Regions from separate parts of the Homo sapiens genome. Here region 1 is linked to region 2. The links are chromatin contacts, found by Hi-C or POLR2A ChIA-PET in ENCODE. All regions are on one chromosome and are shown on one strand. Each heading gives the region's core, a stretch centred on a gene start or an enhancer-like site at or near the end of the contact. The rest is flanking DNA. Distances are from core to core; before and after follow the strand shown.

What was found. A loop is a pair of places that touch in the nucleus more often than their neighbours do. ChIA-PET counts read pairs that join two places held with the same protein, here RNA polymerase II (POLR2A).
Region 1: a map of heart right ventricle shows a loop between it and region 2 (2.0-fold over the local background). The contact joins two enhancer-like sites. A Hi-C loop is called at or near these places in 1 of 168 maps with a recorded cell type or tissue (heart right ventricle). POLR2A ChIA-PET finds 5 or more read pairs at or near these places in 2 of 52 experiments (CD4-positive, alpha-beta T cell and activated CD4-positive, alpha-beta T cell).

Annotation. Positions count from the first base shown.
Region 1 is chr9:4,074,884-4,079,823 of GRCh38, forward strand. The region is part of intron 4 of GLIS3 (GLIS family zinc finger 3); the gene reads right to left. Among named protein-coding and RNA genes, the nearest start is that of GLIS3-AS1, 180 kb to the left of the region's middle. Within about 2 kb of position 2,813, at least 5 of the 41 ENCODE cell types and tissues checked have a DNase peak (open chromatin) inside an H3K27ac peak, as active enhancers do.
Region 2 is chr9:3,767,505-3,772,482 of GRCh38, forward strand. No RefSeq gene overlaps it. Among named protein-coding and RNA genes, the nearest start is that of RFX3-DT, 100 kb to the left of the region's middle. Within about 2 kb of position 1,792, at least 2 of the 41 ENCODE cell types and tissues checked have a DNase peak (open chromatin) inside an H3K27ac peak, as active enhancers do.

The DNA of each region.
Region 1 (4,940 bases), core at 1,563-4,062, 310 kb after region 2:
GGATCATCTACCATGATCTTCTTTCTTCTCCAAATACAGAAACTGTAGTTCTCCTTTAAGAGACTTGCTCAAGGTCACATAGTTAGGGAGCAGCATAGAGTTTTCTGATCTCATGATGAAGACAACAGACGTACTCACCAAATAAGTAGCTACCATAGGAAGAAAATTCATTCAGTGATGGAATTGAGCCTTTAAAAGACTGAGATGAACAACAACACAACAACAACAACAAAGGGAATTTCTGGAGGAGATGAATACGTTCAGTGCATTTACTGTGGCGATGGTACCACGAGTGTATGCATATGTCCAACCTCATCAAAATGTATACATTAAATATGTGCAACTTTTATCAATTAGATGTCAGTAAGATTTATTGAAAGCTTAAAAATAAAAAAGATATTCAGGCCGGGCGCGGTGGCTGACACCTATAATCCCAGCACTTTGGGAGGCTGAGGTGGGCGGATGACAAGGTCAGGAGATAGAGACCATCCTGGCTAACAAGGTGAAACCCGTCTCTACTAAAAATACAAAAAAAAAAAAAAATTAGCTGGGCATAGTGGCGGGTGCCTGTACTCCCAGCTACTCGGGAGGCTGAGGCGGAAGAATGGTGTGAACCCAGGAGGCGGAGCTGGCTGTGAGCCGAGATCGTGCCACTGCACTCCAGACTGGATGACAGAGCGAGACTCCGTCTCAAAACAAAACAAAACAAAACAAAAAAGATATTCGATAGGGATCAATATATAGCCTAGACATAGGTGCTAAAAAGAGTTTTTAGGATATTTGCAAAAGATTTATTCAAAATAGCTCAAAACCAGAAACAACCCAAGTGCCCACCAAGAAGTGTATGCATAGGCAACCTGTGATATAGTCGTACAATGCAACATTAATCATCAATAAAAAGGAACTACTTAACCATGCAGCAACAGATAAATCTCAAGAACATTATACTGAGGAAAAGAAGTGAGAAACAAAAGTGTACATACAGCATTATTCCATTTATGTAAAATTCCTTTAAAGGCAAATCTAATCTAAAGGAATAGAAAGCAGAGAAGTGGCTCCTTAGGCCCAGAGCCAACAGAAGGATTGACTGCAAAGGAACACCTCACGAAGAAAAAATTAGTACTTTGTGAGGTGATGGAAATGTTCCATATATTGACTGTGGTGGTGGTTTCACAAGGGTACACATTGGTCAAATTTCATGGAACTTTATATTTAAAATGTAAAATATTTACACTCTATTTAATGTAAATTATAGCCCAACAAGTTGATTAAACAATACATTTTAAATCTGTAGAGTGTAGGAAGACTTGATTAATGAGTTCCATCTACTATCCCATAAGAACTATAATCTCCATGTGAAAAAAATATTAAATTTTAAATGATTATAAATTTACCACGGAGTAACATAATTGCAAAAGAAAAAGAATGCCATCTTAGGTTGTCTTACTAAAACTATGTTTCTCAGAGGAAGGGAAACTGTGATCCTATTATACTATGCATTCATCAACGCATACCTGTAGTGTTATCTCCTATGACCGATTCCTATGCTCCCATACCTAAAGTTTTGTTCTGAGTACCACATTAATTTTTCTTTCTTACAAAAGGAAAATGTACTATAATTAGTATATTCTAATGAACTGTAAATTGTAAACTATATTTAAAATACAAATAAGTAGATAAAAAAGAACATTGACCATTATCTCTCCACCTCAAAATAGCCACCAACCATATGTTGGATATTTATCTGTAGTACACATCCTCCAGTCTTTCTTTAAAAATGTGAATTTAAATATGTACTAAAAAATGAATGTTTCTGTGATGCCACTTCATAGCCTGTCTTATTTTTCCTAAAAATATAATGTGACTTTCTTTTCATAATGTTAAATTTTTTGGCTGGGCACAGGGGCTCACACCTGCAATCTCAGCATTTTGGGAGGTCAAGGCGAGGGAATGGCTTGAACCCAGGAGTTTGAGACGAGCTTGGGCAACATGGCAAAACCCTGTCTCTATCAAGAAAATATAAAAATTAGCCATGCATGGAAGCACATGCCTGTAGTCCTAGCTACTTGGGAGGTTGAGGTGGGAGGATGGCTTGAGCCAGGGAGGTGGAGGTTGCCGTGAGCTGAGCTCAAGCCTCTGCACTCCAGCCTGGGTGAGAGACCAAGACCTTGTCTAAAAAAACAATAACAACGATGATGTCCAATTTTCTTCTTATTTGTCATTGATATCTGCTGAGTATTCCACAGTCTAAAGCAATCCCCTATTATTGAACATTTATGATTTTTCCATGTTTTTAAAAAAATTGTCAGCAACTTTGAAATTAATAACCTTATAGCTTAATTTCTAGGCAGACAAAAATTTATAAAGATAAATTCCTAGAAGTGTAATTGTTAATACAGAAAGTATGCACATTCTTAAGGCTTTCAATTGGCACTGACAAATTGAGACCCACATTTAAAAGAGATGCTGAGAAACTGGCATCTGTCCAAAGGATGGCAACCAAAACATCCATGCAGCATGTCTTAGAGACAGGAGAGGGACTGGGCATAGTTGGCCTGGAGAAAATAAAACTTAGAAAGGAAAGATACTTCTCCTCAAAAAAAGGAAAGAGATTTTGTTTTTCTGTCTGCTTCTTTGTTTCTCATTTAAAGCTGATTCAACAACAGAACAGGAAACCCTGGGTTGGCCGTTAAGCTATTGCATCTCAGCTTAAGAAAATATCCTTCTATGCTGTTCTTTGAGACACTGGAAATCTACAATATTTCTCCTTTGCCAGGGTAGTCCCTGTCGGCCTCTACCAACAGGGGGCGCGGGGGGGTAAGTGAAGGAAAGAGAAAGGGCGGGCTGGTCCTGTTCTCTTGTCAGCGTCCCTCCACTAAAGGTTCTTCATCTTGGCAGCAGCAGTGGATTCCAGTTTGTCATTTTGCCAACACTCCCAGAACCAGCCTCCTTAGCAGTCTCTTCCTCAGAAATCTGGTTCCCAGCTCCATACCTTCCTCTGAGCTTCTAAGTTTTAATAATTCCAATCTCTTTCCTTTGTTCCTATCTCAAGAGGGAATAGCTATTTTATGCAGTCACTTTCTTCCCTTTTTTACTTTCCCAGTTTTCTGATACCTAGTTCACAATTCTTTATAGTGAGCTCTCTGTTAAAATGACTGGTGTGATTCCAGTCTCTTCATTGGACCCTGAATGATATGGTCCCCCATTGCTGGAGCTAAGTAAATTGAGAATGAATTATCTCTGGCCTAAGAATTTGTAAAAGAAATTTCTGGACCGAAAGTAAGTTACACCAGACCAGTGGTCTTAAAATCATTTTTTTCAATATAATCCTTTTTGCAAATATAATATTATGTCAAACCCAATATGTATCAAAGCAGTGGTGCTTTGGCTAAAATGGAGGTATGGAGTATCCTGCCCCTACCTGCCTGGCCCCATTCCACCAGATGCTTCTGCAAAGTCCTGCTCCTGACCCATTCTTCTGGGAAACCCCTGGGTTCAGCAGGGGTTTGTCTGACAATTTCTGATCTACACAACTCAAGTGCACTTCCAAATCTTCTGATTCTGTAACAATATAATTCTTCTTGCATGGCCTCAAGGCTCTCTGGAGATCTATGTGGCCCAGTAACAGCTCAAGCAAAACACAGGAACCACCACAGGCTGCCTGGTATTTACCTAGCTGTCCCATCTACAGATCGGGCCGCAAAAGGAAGCCAAGAGATCTTTGCCAGCCAGGCAGGGTAAAGCGGTGGAGAAACCATTATGATTGTGGTGCTGCCATTCCTGCTGTTAGGTTAAGGACAGGTCAGCATTTTTCACTATAATCCCCCTTCTTTCAGAGGTTTCTAACATGGCTATAAAACTCTGCCCTAGCTTAAAGTTTGGCATGAAAGTTTTGGCTCCAGGCTGTCCTTTCTTTCAGTGAAACTACTATGAATGTGTTTAGCTACTTTAGAACTCAGAGAGGGCATTGGATCATCAGAATAAGAGAAGTCTGTGCTTTGAAATGCCTCCCCTCTGTCCCCCGCCCCACCCCACAACATCAGAAAAATGATTAAGCTACCTTTTCTTAAAAACAAATGTTTTCCAGGTCTTTGGCTGAAAATACAGCCTTCCTTCTTTAGGAAACTGCTAAATAGAACCAAACTCTTCCAAGGTAAAACAGCTTAATGCAAACAAGATATTTCATACTAAAGGAGGGTTTCCTGCACTCACATTCTACTGTGGTTTGGTTTCAGCTTGTATCATCATTACCTTCTCTGATTCCCTGAAATAGGGTCCCATTGCTTTTGGAGTAAATTCCAAACATTTAAATTTTGCACAGATGACATTTATGCCTTGCACATACTCAACAATAGTCAACATGGGTGGTAAGTGAAAGGTATTAGAATTATTCCCTCTTTGCAAATTAAAAGATTGAAGCCCAAAGAGTCTCACAGGCTTAAGATCCTAGTCAAAGGCAAACTAGGAAAAAGACTGTCTTGTACTTCCTCTGAGAGGTATGCTGCCTCCTTAAACTGCAGGATTTGCAAGCCATAGCGAAGAAAGCAAAAAGGGAGCCCACCACCTGAAAGCCTCTACAAGTCTGGGGCAGTTCATCCCACTGATAAGATTCTCACCTGCATGTCCAGCAATGTTCCTGTCATCAGCGGAGGTCAGAGCAGTTTCAAAGTCCGCATTCTGTTCCTCTGCCTTTGGGATGCCGTTAAAGTCACAACCAGAGGAATGCCTTTATCCCCAAGCATGTCCCCAGTGCTGGGAAGAGCATGGCTATGGAGCCAGAGAAACCTAGCTTAAAATTCTACTTTTAAATCCACTCAAAATAAGGAAAGGCCTTCTTTTCTACCTTTGAAAGATGGATGTGAAAAAAAAAAAAAAAGAAAAAAGAAAACCTACCTGAAACAGGTTGCTGTAATCATTCAAAGCACCCAACACCCAACATG
Region 2 (4,978 bases), core at 542-3,041:
AGTCCAGGCTTTGGTGTTCTGCCATTATCACAAGGAGGCCTGAGCACATCCTTTGCCACTGCCCCCACAAATAATTTTGCGGTGTGTGTACTAGGTATATGTTAGAGGTGAGATACTCAGGCATTCGAATATATCTTTCTGCAAGTTGTTTTAAAGGCTTATAAGCCATTTCTAGTAATTATTCAATAATTATCCAACCACCAATTTCTATACTTCCTAGAATAAACAATGCTTCACAGAGGGCGTGGGAGTACATTGTCAGGCTATGATTTGAGGAACACCCATCTGAGGAGTACCCCTCCCAAAAGGATGTGCCCTACTCATTTCCTCACAATTCTAATGTGAGAATTCCTACAATTCTCACATTAGTGATCCTCTTTTGGATTATTTGCCATAGTATCAGTAGTCTCATCCTAAAATATACCCAAGGTACTTAGGGTTAATAAGAAGTTTGCATGCCGTTCCATCATTTCACTTATTAGGTCAGATTACTTGTTCATTCACTCAACAGATGTTTACTGAGAACCTACTCCGTGCCAGGCACTATGCTCGTTGCATTTATACAAACCAAGAACGGTGCAATGGCATCGGCTACTTGGAGGTGGGGGAAGGGTGAAGACTGCTCATAAAATGCAGCACTAGGAGCCTGATCAGAGAGGACACAGCATTGTGTTCCTGGTTAACCTAATGAGGGAGTGAAGGGAGAAAGCTATGGGTTTGGGGCAGAGAGAAATAATGTGAGCTCACTTTAGTTGGGCAAAGAGACATGTCTAAGGATATTGAGTAAGTAATAATATTCATAATTATGCGATCACTTAATATGTGCCTAATAGACTGTTAATATATTAGAGATTTTTTTATCTCGATGTCTTCCCTTACATGGCCAATATTGTGATGCTCATTCTTTTGATGAGAAAACTGAGGTTCAGAAAGGATGTGATTCACTCATGTCCAAGCAGCTGATGATTCCAGATTCAGGAATCAGGTCCAATTCTGCCTTCAGAGTATGAATTCCTTCCTCTTGGAAACATCGTCTTTCTGTGGGATTAAGTTAGTAAAACATCTTCTTCACCTGAAATTTAGCTGTTCTTAAAAATTGCTTAGATTTTCGTGAAATTGATTTTCTCTTTCTTGAAAAGAAAAAATATCGAAGGGGATCTCTCATCTTTACCAAAGGCTTATCATGGTTTTGCCCGCATCAGTTTTGTTTTCTGAGGAAAAACTGGGAAGACACACTAACAGATTACTCAACAAATGTTTGGTGAATGAATGGCTCCATAATTAAGCAGTTAAAAGTCACGCAACCCTTTATAACATGTAAAACACAAGAAGATGTCTCAATTCTTCCCCGAGAGTCATTTCCCATTAAATCCCAATTTTGCACTTGATGAACTGCAGGCCCTCCCAATATCAACAAAGATTAGGCAGTATTTCCTTGCCAGGCTGAGACTGTTCCTTGCTTGCTGTTGAGAAGCAAACTATAACAAATTGGGGCTGGACCAAATAAAGAACCCATAAATGAGTAACTTTGCTCAATGACCTTCTAGCTTTCTTGGCTTGGCACATCCCATGGAGAAATAAAACAAGGCAGAGAAGATGACCAAAGAGTTTCAGGAAGTTCTGTCTCCTTTCTTGGAATTTCTCAATGGGGTTATTTCCCATGGATGGCCTGTCTTTTAATTATACTTTGGCAGGCTCACAACTATGAAGTTATAGGGGTGGGTGGGCCTATAGCCAAATGCTGATCCCCTCAGCTGGCTTAATGAAAATTACCAGGACTTTGCCCACAACGGGCGAGGAACAAAAGGCCTAGGTCAGCTGCTTCGGGAGATGAGGCTGCTTCCAACTCCCCTGCATGTTTCCAGGACATGGCTGATGTAACTCAGTAGCAAGAGTTTGCTTAGTGTGAAAGTGATAGAAGAGAAAAGAGAAAACAGTTTTCCCAAACAAAAACTAGCGAAGACTGAAGAAGCCTCCAAATCATGGAGAAGGACCTTGTACTTTTCTGACCTGGTTGAAACATCATTTCCACTTCAACTCTGAAATGCAGCAGATAGGTCAAGGACTATCAAAAGATCCCACCTGTGAATTTCTACCAGTGACACATCATGGTGAACATGTCTTGGTTCTTGTTGGCCTAAAGATAGCAGGGGAAGAGAAGCCACCCAAGACACTTCCCTTACCTGCCTTCTGTCTGCATCTACATGGTCTCCAGTGATGGCTGAGTGTTCTTCTTATCTCTGATTCCCTCCAGACAGGCCCACTATGGCTTTCATCTGGTAATCTGGCTGCTGAGCTCCAGTATCACCACCCCCTCCTTTTGTCCTTGCAGTCCTAGGAGTGGTAGGTAGGTGCTTCCCGTTGTTGCTAATCTCAGAGTTGTCTCACCATCTCGTTTGGTTTCTCAGCTCCTCTATTTATCGTTTGTGTAAACAATTCTCTAAATCTACTCTGGTTCAACCCTTGAAGTGGTTTCTGTTTCCCGATTAGACCTTGACTGATACATATGTATTCTTCCCTTTATTGTAATCTTGCTACTCAGGAAGGCAAGACATCAAACACAATCACAATTCATCTAATTGAAAAGTCCATACTTTTCCTGCTCTATCTTGCTACTGACTGGACTACGGATTTGCATCAAGTGGACGAGAAACGGCAATGACACTTAGAGGGCTCTCAAAGCATATCTTTTGGACACATTAGTTTCTCTGGCATGTTGTGACATCCTAGGTTTCATGTGTCCTTGTAGCCAGCTTTTATCCAGGAAGGAGGTGATACCATCCAGGGATGAGGGAAGGTGGCTCCACCCACCTCTATGACCTGGAGCAATGGAAAAGTTTGGTAAAGTGTATGATACTTTATATATAAAAGTAACTTTAGAACACACGTTAATCAGGGCAATGTTGCAACAAATGTTAGAAACTGAATCAAATTAATTTAAACAAAAAAAATGTATTGACTTACATTATTGAAAAGCCCAGAGATAGCACAAACTTTCCACATGGGTGGGTCTGAGAGTTTAAACAATGCCTTCAGAAATCTGCCACATCTCTCTCCACCACTCTAATTTGCTCTCTTTTATGTTGGTGTCAATCTCAGACAAATGGGTACCCGTGATTGCAACAGCGCCTGCAGCAGCTCCAGGTTACCCTCAGTCTCAGAAGGACATCTTCTCTCTCCCTGGACCAATCACTGTATCTTTGGTGATTGGGATCACAGGCTCTGGGAGTTCAGCTTGAGTGAAGTTCATGACTCCTCAGCCCCCTGTGGGAGGGGAAACAGAGTTCTTGACTGAAGAAAAAAGGAATTCTGAGCAAGTGACAACAGATATAAAATACCACGAGGCAGCCAGGTACCAAAGGAAAAGTATTGGCTTTGAATTAGAAGAGTTGAAATTGAATTCTAACTCTATTATCAGTTTGCTGTGAAAGTCCAGGCAAAGTATTTCACCTCTCTCAGACTTGGTTTCCTGATTTGTAAAACATGTGGATTGGGCTTGGAACAGTAATTTGTAAGCATTTGTAACCACAAAACTCTCTATTCAAGTAAACTCTTATGCAAAACAGATAAAACCTTGCCAAATTTGCTTAGAGGGGTGATGAGGGTACTGCAGCCTTATCTCCTTGATGGGGCTACTTGAAACTCCTATAGTTCCTTGGAACACAATTTGAGAAACCTTGAAGTAGCTGATCTCGAGGGCCTCTTCCAGCTTGAACTTTGGGGAATGCTATGTAGATTGTCCAACCCTCTTTAATCTAATTTTTCTCACTTTCCCTCTATTTATTTTTTGGCTAACATCATGAACTTTGGCTATGTGTGAGAGGCCACTTAGGAAAAATAATCATTTATTCAAATGCTCAGCCAATTTACTTTGGCCTATTTGTAGCTTATTTTTCCTGACGGGGAGGGAATAAATTTATAAAACACACTTTCAAGTTGGGGCTAGAAAAGGTGAGTGTACAAGTGAGGAAAAGTAGACAACGGAAGTTGCCAACGCTGAGCTGAGCTGGAAGCTGTGAATTCAGGAAACCTCCTTCTCCCCATTGCTGCGCTCCGTTGGCATCTGGGGCCAAGTGTACGCTCTGGAACGGATGGCAGAGGAGGATGTTGTGGGTTTTGGCTTCACCACTTGTGAGAACTTGCTCTTGGGAAGACACCTTCAGCTCCAATACGAGTGTTTGATTGAAATCGAGCATCAGGGAAGAGAAGGGAAAGCGCTGGGGGATTTAGTCTTCCGATAGCCAGAAGACAAGGTGAAAGGAGGGTTACTTTGACCCAGAAAGTGCCAAGAGTGAGAAATTTGTGCTGAGGTGACTTCAAATGAGGCCAGGACCTTTGCTTCTCTTTTTCATGTAATTGTTTATTCAGATATGTGAATAAAGAGAGGCTAATAGTTGGCAGACACTCTTTGGGGGTGCAGAGATAAGTAAGTCGTGTTCTCTAGCCTGTGGGACCTTGGAATGAAATAGGGGAGGCAGGCAGATCAATGCAAAATGCTGTGTGGGAAGGCTGATGTTCCGCTGGTGCACACAGCCTGGTGACGGCTGGTGTCTGTTCTGACTGGCTGGTGTCTGGGCTATACCAAGTGTTAAATATTTTAATATCATCCCTGCTCTGTGATGTGTAAGAAGTACAACCAGATAGATGTGTACACTCCACAGTACTAGTACAGAGAAGGAAAAACAACTGGTGGGGTTAAAGAGTGTTTATAGAGGTGGTAGCATTTTGTCTGTGTCCTAAAGGAAGAGTAGGACATCATTCGGAGGTGGAAGAGGAGGTGGGAAGGGGGCATTCTAGAGGACAGAGGGAGTGGGATCATATTCTGCAGTCTGAATATGTATGCAGAGGCTGGGAAGACAAACACATTGTTTGGTGTGAACTGAGCATAAGTTGTTAGGAAGGTCATCAAGAAGTGCGAGCTCACTATCTTCAAAATATATCCAGAATTCAACCACTTCTTTCCCTTCACTACTGCCAG